Linked DNA regions of Homo sapiens: region 1 is linked to region 2. The links are chromatin loops, found by intact Hi-C in ENCODE. Cell type or tissue: Calu3. All regions are shown on one strand. Links, peaks and the distances in the headings refer to the core of each region. The heading gives the core; the rest is flanking DNA.

Evidence for each region. A loop is a pair of places that touch in the nucleus more often than their neighbours do. Peaks named below come from ENCODE experiments on the same cell type or tissue, not always from the same donor. Only the 100,000 strongest peaks of a DNase experiment are listed, where the experiment ranks them.
Region 1: a loop joins it to region 2, with 2.8 times the contacts of the local background. A loop is called at or near these places in 2 of 110 quality-filtered maps.

What each region holds. Positions count from the first base shown.
Region 1 is chr5:57,834,596-57,839,980 of GRCh38, reverse strand. No RefSeq gene overlaps it. Among named protein-coding and RNA genes, the nearest start is that of LINC02225, 62 kb to the left of the region's middle. RefSeq lists a silencer at 2,045-2,339 and an enhancer at 4,221-4,729. In Calu3, for the core only: no CTCF peak of the experiment used is centred there; a DNase peak (open chromatin) is centred at 2,220.
Region 2 is chr5:57,690,563-57,695,947 of GRCh38, reverse strand. No RefSeq gene overlaps it. Among named protein-coding and RNA genes, the nearest start is that of LNCBRM, 120 kb to the right of the region's middle. RefSeq lists enhancers at 2,512-2,806, 2,126-3,325. In Calu3, for the core only: no CTCF peak of the experiment used is centred there; a DNase peak (open chromatin) is centred at 2,677.

The DNA.
Region 1 (5,385 bases), core at 261-5,260, 140 kb before region 2:
AGTGAATGAAATCATGAAGAAGGCTTATTTGCACTTCAGAATCTCAGAGGGCTCAGGAGTTCAGGCAGGAGGTGCCTTGAAAGTAGGGTGTTGATGGTGATAAAAAGATGAGGGCCAACTGAAAATCTTTGTAAGGAGCAGTGAAAACCTTGGATCTCTTCCCTTCCTGCACAACAGAATGTCTACATGGCTTAACTGTGCATAATATTTATATAAACATAGCAATGTATAGGCTGAACAGTGATCTGATAAAAATTATAATGTTCATGATCTTAGGAAACAGAAGTGGAAGTGTGTGTTAGGGTGAGGGCAGGTATTTAAGGAAGCTAAACAAATGCCTTCCATTGTAGGATGTTTATAGGCGATATTTAAAATCAACAAATGAATAAATAGCAGAATAGCATGTTATGTAACCCTAAAGGCAAATACCAGAAGAAACAGCTAAAAGGATTAAAAGTGGCTTCCTCTAGGTGATGAGAGGTGAGAAGGGCTGTGGAAGACAGAATTTGGTGTTTTATATTATAAGCCTTGAAGAAGATTTGACTTTGATATACATGTATATTTTTAATTATAAAAATATTTTTTAAAATGAATGCTGGGCTACAGAAGGCAGTCAAGAAACATCAACAGTAGCTCCCTTTAATTCCTGATCATTATTATTTTCCCCACATATTTATTTATATTCATGTTTATTGTGCTGCAGGTTCTCATTAAATGTTTGCTAAATGACTAAGCGAATAACTCATCAAGGTTTACAGATTGAATCACCAACAAAATCATCAGAAGAGAAAAAAAGAAGAGACATATATATTGCCTTCTATTTTATAATGGGACTGTCGCCCATGAATAAAGTTTTGACCAATTTATGGTCAGTCTTTTTGGCATTTTTTTATGGGACGGACAGGGAGAAGCTGCTATAAATACAAAATCAAGTAATTGTTCCAAAGGTGTGTCCTGTGAAATATGAGAATTATGTGCAACTTGAAAAACTCCCTTAAAATACTATTAGCTACCTAAACATGACAGGTTAATTAATCTGACAGCATCAACTCTTAAAATGACCTTTGCCGTCACCAGTGTTACATGTGTCCATATTTCTCTACACCCTCCCCACTTCCACAAGCATGGTGGTGATTGATACATTATTTGTATTGATCAGGAAACGAGACCCCTGACTCTAGGCATATTTACTCTTGGGGAGTATAGCACACCTCAGCACAAACACACACTCAGACTTCACAGAGCATGAACAAGCAACTGTCACTTTCAAGAACAAATTTCACATTTTGGTTTTGTATTTACTATTCTGTCCAGAGAGATTCTGCTCTCCACAATTTTCCTCTCCACCAGCTCTCTCCTCCAGCCTGCTTTCATTAGGATTAATGAGTATAAAGAGATTAGGGTAGGAAGAGAGAAACAGAGCCACATGGACAAGCTCTATTTCCTCCATTAGTCTGCTCTGCTGTCTCATTTATTTAGTGACCCCTGCCTGCCATGGCCACAACTCCTTCACTGAATCCATAGTCTGGACCTCAACCAAGGAAGAAACAATGCAGGTCTATCACTTTGTTTGCTTGCTTGTTTGTTTGCTTGTTTGTTTTGAGACAGAATCTCTCTCTAGTCTCTGCACCCAGGCTAGAGTGCAGTGGCATGATCCCGGCTGACTGCAACCTCCCAGGTTCAAGCAATTCCCATGCCTCAGCCTCTGGAGTAGCTGGGATTATAGGCGCATACCACCATGCCTGGCTATTTTTTTTTTCAATAGAGACGGGGTTTCACCATGTTGGCCAGGCTGGTCTCGAACTCCTGGCCTCAAGTGATTCACCCACCTCGGCCTCCCATGGTGCTGGGATTACAGGCATGAGCCACCACACCCAGCCCTTGCTTATTTGTTGAAATGCATGAAGGGAGAACAACACAAGGGGATGAGACAGAGCTTTTCTTTTCTAAAACAGTTGCTTCTGAACAATCCAAATGACACGCACTTTTGAAGAACTTTTTAAAAATTATGTTTCCAATAGTAACAATAAGTTAAACTCTCTGTCCCAACAACCACACATGCTGCTCAGCTGGTGACTTATGATTAACAGTCCCTATGAAATACAAAACTCAGTCAAATAGCAACAATTCAGATTAAACACAAGCCAAATCAGCAGATGCCTGGCACCATGTACTAAATGCCAGCAAAGGAAGCTCTGTTGGAATGCAAGAGGGAGGGAATTCCAGAGACACTGAGTCAGCCTGGAAGCCATCTTAATACTGCCAGGCATGGGGAGGGACATGGGAAAAGTCCCAGGTGAAGAGTTCAAAGTTTGCTGAATCGACTTTCTTATTAAAAACCTTCAATGATGTAAGTTTTCTAACCATGGGATAATTATCTGAATGCTCAGTTTTACTATTTTATACGAATCAAACATCAAAAAAGGACAAGGATGGAGTCCCAAAGGAGAATAGAATACTTGCATTTCGAGAAAATGTCCATGGATATGTGCTATGAATTAACGTAAGCTAATTTTGCTGTTTGTAATTATTAAGTTCTTTGGGGTAGACATGTCCTATTGTAAGAGAGATGTGAGTGTTCTTGGTCACCTTTCTACAGCCTTGCTATCACGTATGACATCAAGTCTCAAACTGAATTCTGCTACAACTACAAACATTTATTTTCAAGCAGTCAGAGAAACCATCACAACACACAACTGGTACTGCATGTTCTCTAGCTCCCTCTCTGATATTTTAGTGCTTGGACTACATTCTGGATTAAAAGTTCTCTCAAAGCAGATGCAAAAGTATTTCAGAGGCAAGGTGTAGGCAAATCCAGGCAAACCAGCACTCTGAGTCAGCAGACCAATGGGAGACTGTCAGCATCAGGCCTTGGGCACCATGCTGAAGTGTACAGACCGCAGAGCTCCCCATACTTGTATGCCTCATCTGGCAAAGGGGGAGGATCATGTTTTTAATAATTCCAGTCAGTGCACATATCTAAAGACACTAATTTGATGAATGAAAACATATTTCTAACATTTGCCATGCCACTTTACAAACTTTGACTTCATCAGGCCGCTAAATTTCTTGCTATAGCTAACTCTGTAACAGGACTTTTTAATTAGATGCTAACTGGGTTGAAGTGTGTGCCCCAAAAATTCATATCCACCAGGAACTCATGAACATGACCCAATTTGGAAATAGGATTTTTGCAGATGTAATCAAGATAGAGTCATACTGAGTTAGAGTGAGCCCTAATCCAATCACTGGTGTTCTTATAAGAGGAAAGTTTGGACATAGAAACATACAAAGGAGACCGCCCTGTGAAGATGGAGGCAGAGATTGAAGTGATGCATCTACAAGACAAGGAACATTAAGGATTGCTGGCAACCATCTGAAGCTAGGAGAGGGGCATGGAACAGATTCTCCCTCAGATCCTCCAGAAGGAACCAACCCTGCCAACACCTTAATTTTGGACTTCCAGCCTCCAAAACTGTGAGAAAATAAGTTTCAGTTGTTTTAAGTCACATAGTCTGTGTGAATTTGTTACAACAGCCCTAGGAAACCAATATGCCATGGAAATGTATTTCCATCTAGGGCAATTAACCACCCCAGGGAATAGTATGAAACAACCGCCCCCCAACCCCCCACCCAAAACACACACATCTCACCATGTTAATGCTGAAGTATGTCAAAGTAAATTACAGACAACTTGACAATATTCTAGTAGCATGTCCTTATATACATTGTTAACAGCTGAACAAAGAAGCTAAGCACACACATAAGATGTAGACTGCCTTTACATCCTTGAGCTGGCATATTCATTCCAGCTTTCACACAATAGAAGACGAAGTGCTTCCTATTTCTTCTTTTCCAAAGAGTTTTGGAGGCTTTATAAGTCACGGCTCATTCACAGATATAGTTTTCCATTGGTCAACAGATGTCTATTTGAGCCACTGTGAGAAATCAAGTCCGATATATAAAGTATGACCTCACTTGACCAAAAGTTTTATTATGAAATCCTGTTTGATGTTGTTTGATTTTATATAATCCTTTATGATTTTGTTTTATTGCAGAAATCCCAAAAAAGAAAATAAAAGAGCAGCATTTTGTGGATAGAAAATGAAAAACACAATTTGTTTTAATTTATTCAGAATATTTGTAGTTTCTCAACATAAACACTTTTTGCTTAACTCCTAATATTTTTGTGTCTGTCAAATCTTTGGTGTTAAATCATCCTAAGTGTCAATTGCAGTTTTGAAACTTCTTGCCTGTGTGACCTGAAGGAAGCCTCTGTTTAACATTTTTGCAACAAAAACAAGGTGCACCTTAGAAGCTTGTAGTGAGGATTCAATGAGATCACATATGTGAAATCCCAAATGCAGTGCACAGTGCCAGATAAATGTTTTGCTTTTTTTCCTCCATTGACATATGTTTTGCTTTTTTTTTTTTCAGATCTCATTTTTTAAATATGAATGTCACCATTTTCTGTTGTGGGACCCAGGACAAGTAAAGGGATAAGTGACAGGCACAGATGCTCTCTTCTAGGTTTGCCTATAGACTCCAGAGTGCTGTGGATCATGCCTGGGCAAGCCCCAGCCTGGGAACTGTCAGGCCCCTGCAGAGAGGAGAGTCTGTGTACCTTTGCTCCAGGCTCCTTCCCCCACAGAGTGACAATAGCTGGAATAACATTCGGCCGAAACACTTTCCAGAGAAGCAGAGTTCCACCCCTTGCACTAGGGAATGAAAACAACCTCCAGAAGGTTAGGACTAAAACTAGAAAAAGCTGTATGCACTCAAAAGCGGGGCTCTATCATGTGAGTTAATGACCACAGCACTATCCTGCCTCAGTTGAAAGCACGTGACCCCAGGAGCCAGAGAGAATGGGTTCCGATCCAGGCCCCACCTCTTACTACCAGTGTTATCTTGGAAACTGACTTAAAGTTCCTCAGCCTCAACTTCTCACTGGAAAAAATAGAGCTATTATTTCCCCTGTTGTTTACTTGCAGTGTGAATTATATAAGATAATGTGCATAAAATACTTTTTGATAGTGCCTGACTCATAATTGGCCTTCAACAAACAATAGTCTCCCCAATCTTAAATAGATTTCATTCAATGTGACTTCCTCCACCTCTACTGTCGTAGAAATCTCATTCTTCACTCAGAAGCTGACTTGCCACAATTCTGTGATTTTCCTTTGTCCCCTCATGCTTGGTGGACTCTTCCTACACTACTTCTCCTGGTCTTCCTTTTAATGGTAACCAGGGCATTGGTAACCAGGTAACCGAAAACCTGGTAACCAGGTTTTGGTTTTTGTTTTTGTTTTCTGTTTTTTGTTTGTTTGTTTTTTTTTTGAGAAGGAGTCTCCCTCTGTCGCCCAGGTTGGAGTGCAGTGGCGTGAT
Region 2 (5,385 bases), core at 61-5,060:
AGAGTACAGGCCTTCACTGCCAAAAACAAAAGTAAAAATCTCCACCACCTGTCTCCTAAACAAGATAAAATTTATTACTTTTAACTGAATAGACACACACGAATGGGTGTCAGCTGTGACAGGCCCCAGGGGTAGTGGTCTTGACAGGTAGATGGAGCCTCCCTTCCTCTGACTTCTTGCCATTGGCACACAGTCGCCGACCGCCTATTCTTGCCCCATTCCTCACCCTGGGATTTACAGGGGCTGGTGTTGTGATAATGAGGACACAGACAAAACTATAGGCCAGGACCCAGGAACTACACAGGTTTCTGAGTTTGGGGAGGCACTTTCATGGCTTATGAAACACTGGAAGGCTGCCGCTCTAGAGGACACCAGCACCCCATTTCACTGCTCAAAGCACGTACTGGAATCAAATCGCCCCTACGATTTCTGGCAAAAAGAAGGTGGGGCACTTCCCTGTTGGCTGGACTTCAGAAAGCAGGAAAATCAGGGTTGGCCTGCCTGGGTAACATTGTTCCATAGCAGAAAGTGATGTGTTGCTGTGGCTATTTTTTTTTTTTTTCCTTTAGCTGAGACATTTTCCCAGTATCTCTTTAGATAGAAAGTCAGTACCTTTTCCCTGGGTACATAGATCAACTTATGCAACTCAAGGGCAAGACAAACAAGCCATTATGATCTATCAGAATGAAAACAGTGTTTGTGTGTGTGTAAGAGAGAGCGAAAGAGAGTTGACATCATTATGGGAGAAGGATTTTTGTTTTTTGCATCGGTAAACTGGTCCCCTGAAAGTAGCAAAAGCTGTGTAGCTTTTTCTGTCATAAGCTGTATTTTATTATGCTTCATTAATAATGCAAATCTCCTTCGTTCAATTTTCTTAATTTCTTGCAGGATAAGAAATAGGGTGAAATAAAGATATCCTGTAGATCAGTGGATCTCAACCTTGGCTGCACATCAGAATCACCTGGAAGCTTTTAAAAATCCCCTAATCAGGCTACATCCCAGATTAATTAAATCCGAAGCTCTGGAGTGTGGGATGGAGGCATCAGTAGCCAATAAAGCTTGCCAGGTGACTCCTGGCAAGTCCAACATGTAGCCAAGATGTAGAACCACTGCCTCAGGCACCTGAAGTCCTCTGTTTTGTGTGTCACTCTGAACCCAAGAAATATGACTTTAAAACAAAAGGAAGAACGCACAAGCTCTTCTGTATTCACCTTAATATATTTCACTAACAAAATTTATTCAGCACATTTTAAAACAAAAACAAAGCTTTTAATATGTAATATATCAGTACATATTTTCCAAATTAAGTTCACAATTCACATAGAATAATTAACAACAATGTCAACTGTGATATGAATAAGAAGTTTCTTAATTTATCTCCAACTAAATACTGTTTTTACTTATCTTTTGCTTTGTTTAATATTACTGTTTTTCTCCTGCACATCTAATCTGTGAATAGAAAAAAGCCATTCCTTTATTCTTAAGTGACATCCATAATATTTGAGTTTGTTTCAGTGTTTCACATTCCTTTTTTAAATTAAAAAAAAAAGCAGTAGATATGGTAAGTATAAATGAAGTTGCAAATTAAATACCCCCAAAATAGCATTTTTCCATTCAAATGGACAACAATTTTGAAAGGTTAATAGCTTTCAAAGTTGGTGAGATTAGGAATTTGGGATTCTTAAATACTGTAGATGGGATTATAAATTTCCACAACCTTTTGAGAACCTAGTCTGTCAGAAATATGCAACCTTTTGAATTCTGATGCTAGCCAAGAGAAATAAAAGCACCAATACACAGAGATACATGTGAAAGAATATTGATTGCAACACTGTGTGTAATTGGGAAAACCGAAAGCAAACTGAACATTCATCAGAGGAAAAGAAATGACCAGTTTTACTTGCTCATGACTGAAATTGTTACAATAAGCATGTATTATCCTATAATTCAAATAACAATATACCTTTTTAAAAGCAAGGGAGAAAACCAGGAAGATAGCTATTAAATAAGATATTTTTCTCTTTGTTCCTTACTTGGCTGGCTCAAGCAAGTTCCAACATGGATTTCTGCACATCCAAAATCTCATGCGGAGATTAGTTTCTTCTTGTTTTCGTTGTACTCCCCATACACACACACACTCATTTCCCATAAATCATCAAAAGGATAGCTTTTCTTTCAATGCACATAATCTTGTTAATTGGGTACGTCTTATTTCTAATCAATTTGCAGAGAAGGTTTCAGAACACGAGTAGAAGACTATCAACTCTCACTGCTGATAAGGAGGGAGGAAAACCATTTAAGGTGCAAGGAATTTCAAGCCGTTGTTAGGAACAACAGGAATGCAGGGATCTAAAATTGCATACCAGGTAACAATCGGCGGCTCTGTTCAAATCAGAAATGGGACACAGAGAATCAAATTAGTATATTTGAATTCCATTCTAAATATTTTCCTTCTTGCTTAGTTAAATGTTATTTTTCAGGGTATATATGTAGCTGCAACATGTATTATCCTCAATGACACATCATTTGCTGGGATTCATTTGAGACGTAAGTGGGACCAGCAAATGGTTGCTGTTCTGTTTCTGTAGACTGACTAGAACAAGGCTAGAGAGGAAACAGAGACTGGCATTCATTCAGTGCCATTTGCAATGTGGAATGACTCATGCTTGCCTGGCCCCTGGTGAGTCATCAGCTGAACTCCAGGTCCAGGGAGGCCACAGCATTTCCATGGGGCGTTCTAATTCAGGTCATGCTGAGGTCAGCAGACTGCCAAAAATCACACGCTCCTTCCCTGGCCACCTCTTAAAAATATCCTGGGAATGTCTGTCTAGAAGGATTAAGGTCACTCTAATGCCTCATTAAAAAAAAACAACTTCATTTACCTTAAAAGATGAACTGTCTGGTAACAGACATAGATGAGGAGTGAAGACACTAAGCTCACATGCTGATTATTAGATTTCTAAAAAGGAAGCGTAATATCCTACCAATTCCATTTGGGGAAAGGCAGAAACTCATTCCCACACTAGACTCAGTTTAAGCAAGCCACCCTTGTCTCTGATTGGCCCCTTTTTTCCCCCTTAAGAAACAGGAATGCTGATTCTCAATCTTTCAAAATACTGAAGTTACCATGTCCTGGCTATGGGGACTGTGAGGTCACTGAGAGCAGACCCATTGCAAGCAGCACAGCACTGCAATTATGCCATCCAAGACAGACAGACATTTGTCTGTTTTCTGAGGTTTCCAGGGAAAGAGTTTGCGGACACTCTTAGCAATGTTTCTAGATCACAGAACGTTGCCTGTATTGGCTGGAGAGTTGGCTAGTGCAGTTGAATCTCATTCTTCTGTTTTCCCAGGAGATAATGGAACATAGCTGGCTATTATATAGGACAAAAATAATTGCTGAATTGGTATCATAACCAATTCAAGTGTAAACAAGATCAATCAACTTATTATTTTGTGAATCCAATAATCCCACACAATTATTTAATAATTTTTTTCCTGATTTGTTTTCTTATTTGAGACTGTGCTTATAATGTATTCAACATTGACTCGGTCAAGACCATTAAGACAAAGCATAAATTTTGCTTACTTTTAAGTAAACATGTAGAATTTATTATTGTTATTGTTATAATTATATTTATTGTTATGTAGCCCAAATAGTTGAATCATGATGATATATGATGGTATAAATTTTAAGGTGGTCAGGTCATTATCTTCAGGTTTCTGTCTCTTCTACTTTACTAGGTAGTTCTTCCTCGATGGTCTAGATTAACCCTGAGTAACAATTCTCTCCCACTGCTTCCAAAAAAATTGCTGGAAGAAAGTTTACGTGGAACAAAGATGTTCCTGATTTGAAAACAATTAGTATATCTGTCAGTGTCTCATCAAGAAGCAAATAGCATACTCAAAGAGGGTGATTAAAGAGGTTTTAGTGAAAAGATGTATTAAAGATGTGGGTAGTGTCTTGGGGGAAAGAGAGTCTGAGATGAAATTTTCTTGTAGAAAGTCTCTTGGGGAGTGCCCATGGTATTAACACTTGTGAAGGTGGGGGAAACAAAATTGAGCAGAAGTAGAAGCTGAACCTCGTTGCAATCACAACAAAGATGTGAGGCTATCCCACAGGGAGCTCTGAAGCTGGCATGGCCCTTGAAAATTATTCCTTTTTAGACAAAAGGCCAAGCCTTTGTATTCATCCCCAGATAGGCCAGTCACTGGATGCTTGCTGACCCTGGAAACATGGGCCGAAGTGGCTCTTCACTGAGGGCAACTTTCTTCACAGCTGGAGGAATAAGAGCCTCCGTGCTGGAGTGGGTTCTGACACACCACACCATCCTCACAGGCAAGATGGGGCAGCTTCTCAGAGTCAGCAGCAATGATCCATGGCCACCTTGAAGCCTGAAGAGGTGAGGAGTGGAGCTGAAATGTGATGATGTCTGTGGTTGGTGGAAGAGGGCCACTCTACTGCAGCCGATATTTGGTGGAGGAGCACAGCCACTACCAGCCAGTGCCCAGGCAGGGAGGAAATGGAGGCAACAAATACCACAACTCTCTCTTCTCACCCTCCAGTTCCCTGCCAGAGTTCCCCACTGGCCAATTACAAAAGAAAGCCAGGGACAAAGAGGCCAGCCTTTAGATTACAGCCCCCTGGAACACAGAGCAGGACAGAAAAGAGAGTGGATCTGAAGAAGCTAAGATATTCAGCACATTCAGACTCTTAGCTGAAAATCCAGTTGTCAAAAGTTGGCCATTACATTTATATTCATTTAAGAGCAAAGTAATTTTACTTTCCCAGCTTTCTTTAACTTAAGACACATAGGAAATGTGGAGTCCTAATTAGGAAAAAGGAATCAAGTGGGTGGGAGCAGGAAAAAGCAGAGAGAAAGCAGATAAGCTACAAGTCTGCCTTTCTCCATGGTCCAGGACACATAGCCCTCCCATGCAAATAACTCACAGTCTTCCTGCTCCCAGCTATCACCATACCTTAGGCTGATAAAAAAATATATATATGTATGTCTGCTCACTGCAGCCTTGGCGTTATCAGTACTGCACAAAGCCCTCATCAGCACACAGCATAAGCACCATTTTATAAAATCCCCAGCAAGCCTTTGTCTCCGTGCAGTCAGCTCTTCTCTTGCTGATTGGCCCATTGCACCCTTGTAATGTATTTTCATACTTTTCCTAATAAACCTGCCTTTCTTTACCTATAACTGTCTTAGTAAATCCTACTTACCACTGACACCACTGGCCCCAGATAGCCGCTACCTGCGACAGAAGCTTTCTTCAAGTACTGTCTACTGACCAAGCAGATGGGTTAAAATTGTGTGAACTTGCTTGTATTTTTTCTGATGAGGGAAAAGATATGTGAAAAATAACCCCAACATGGAT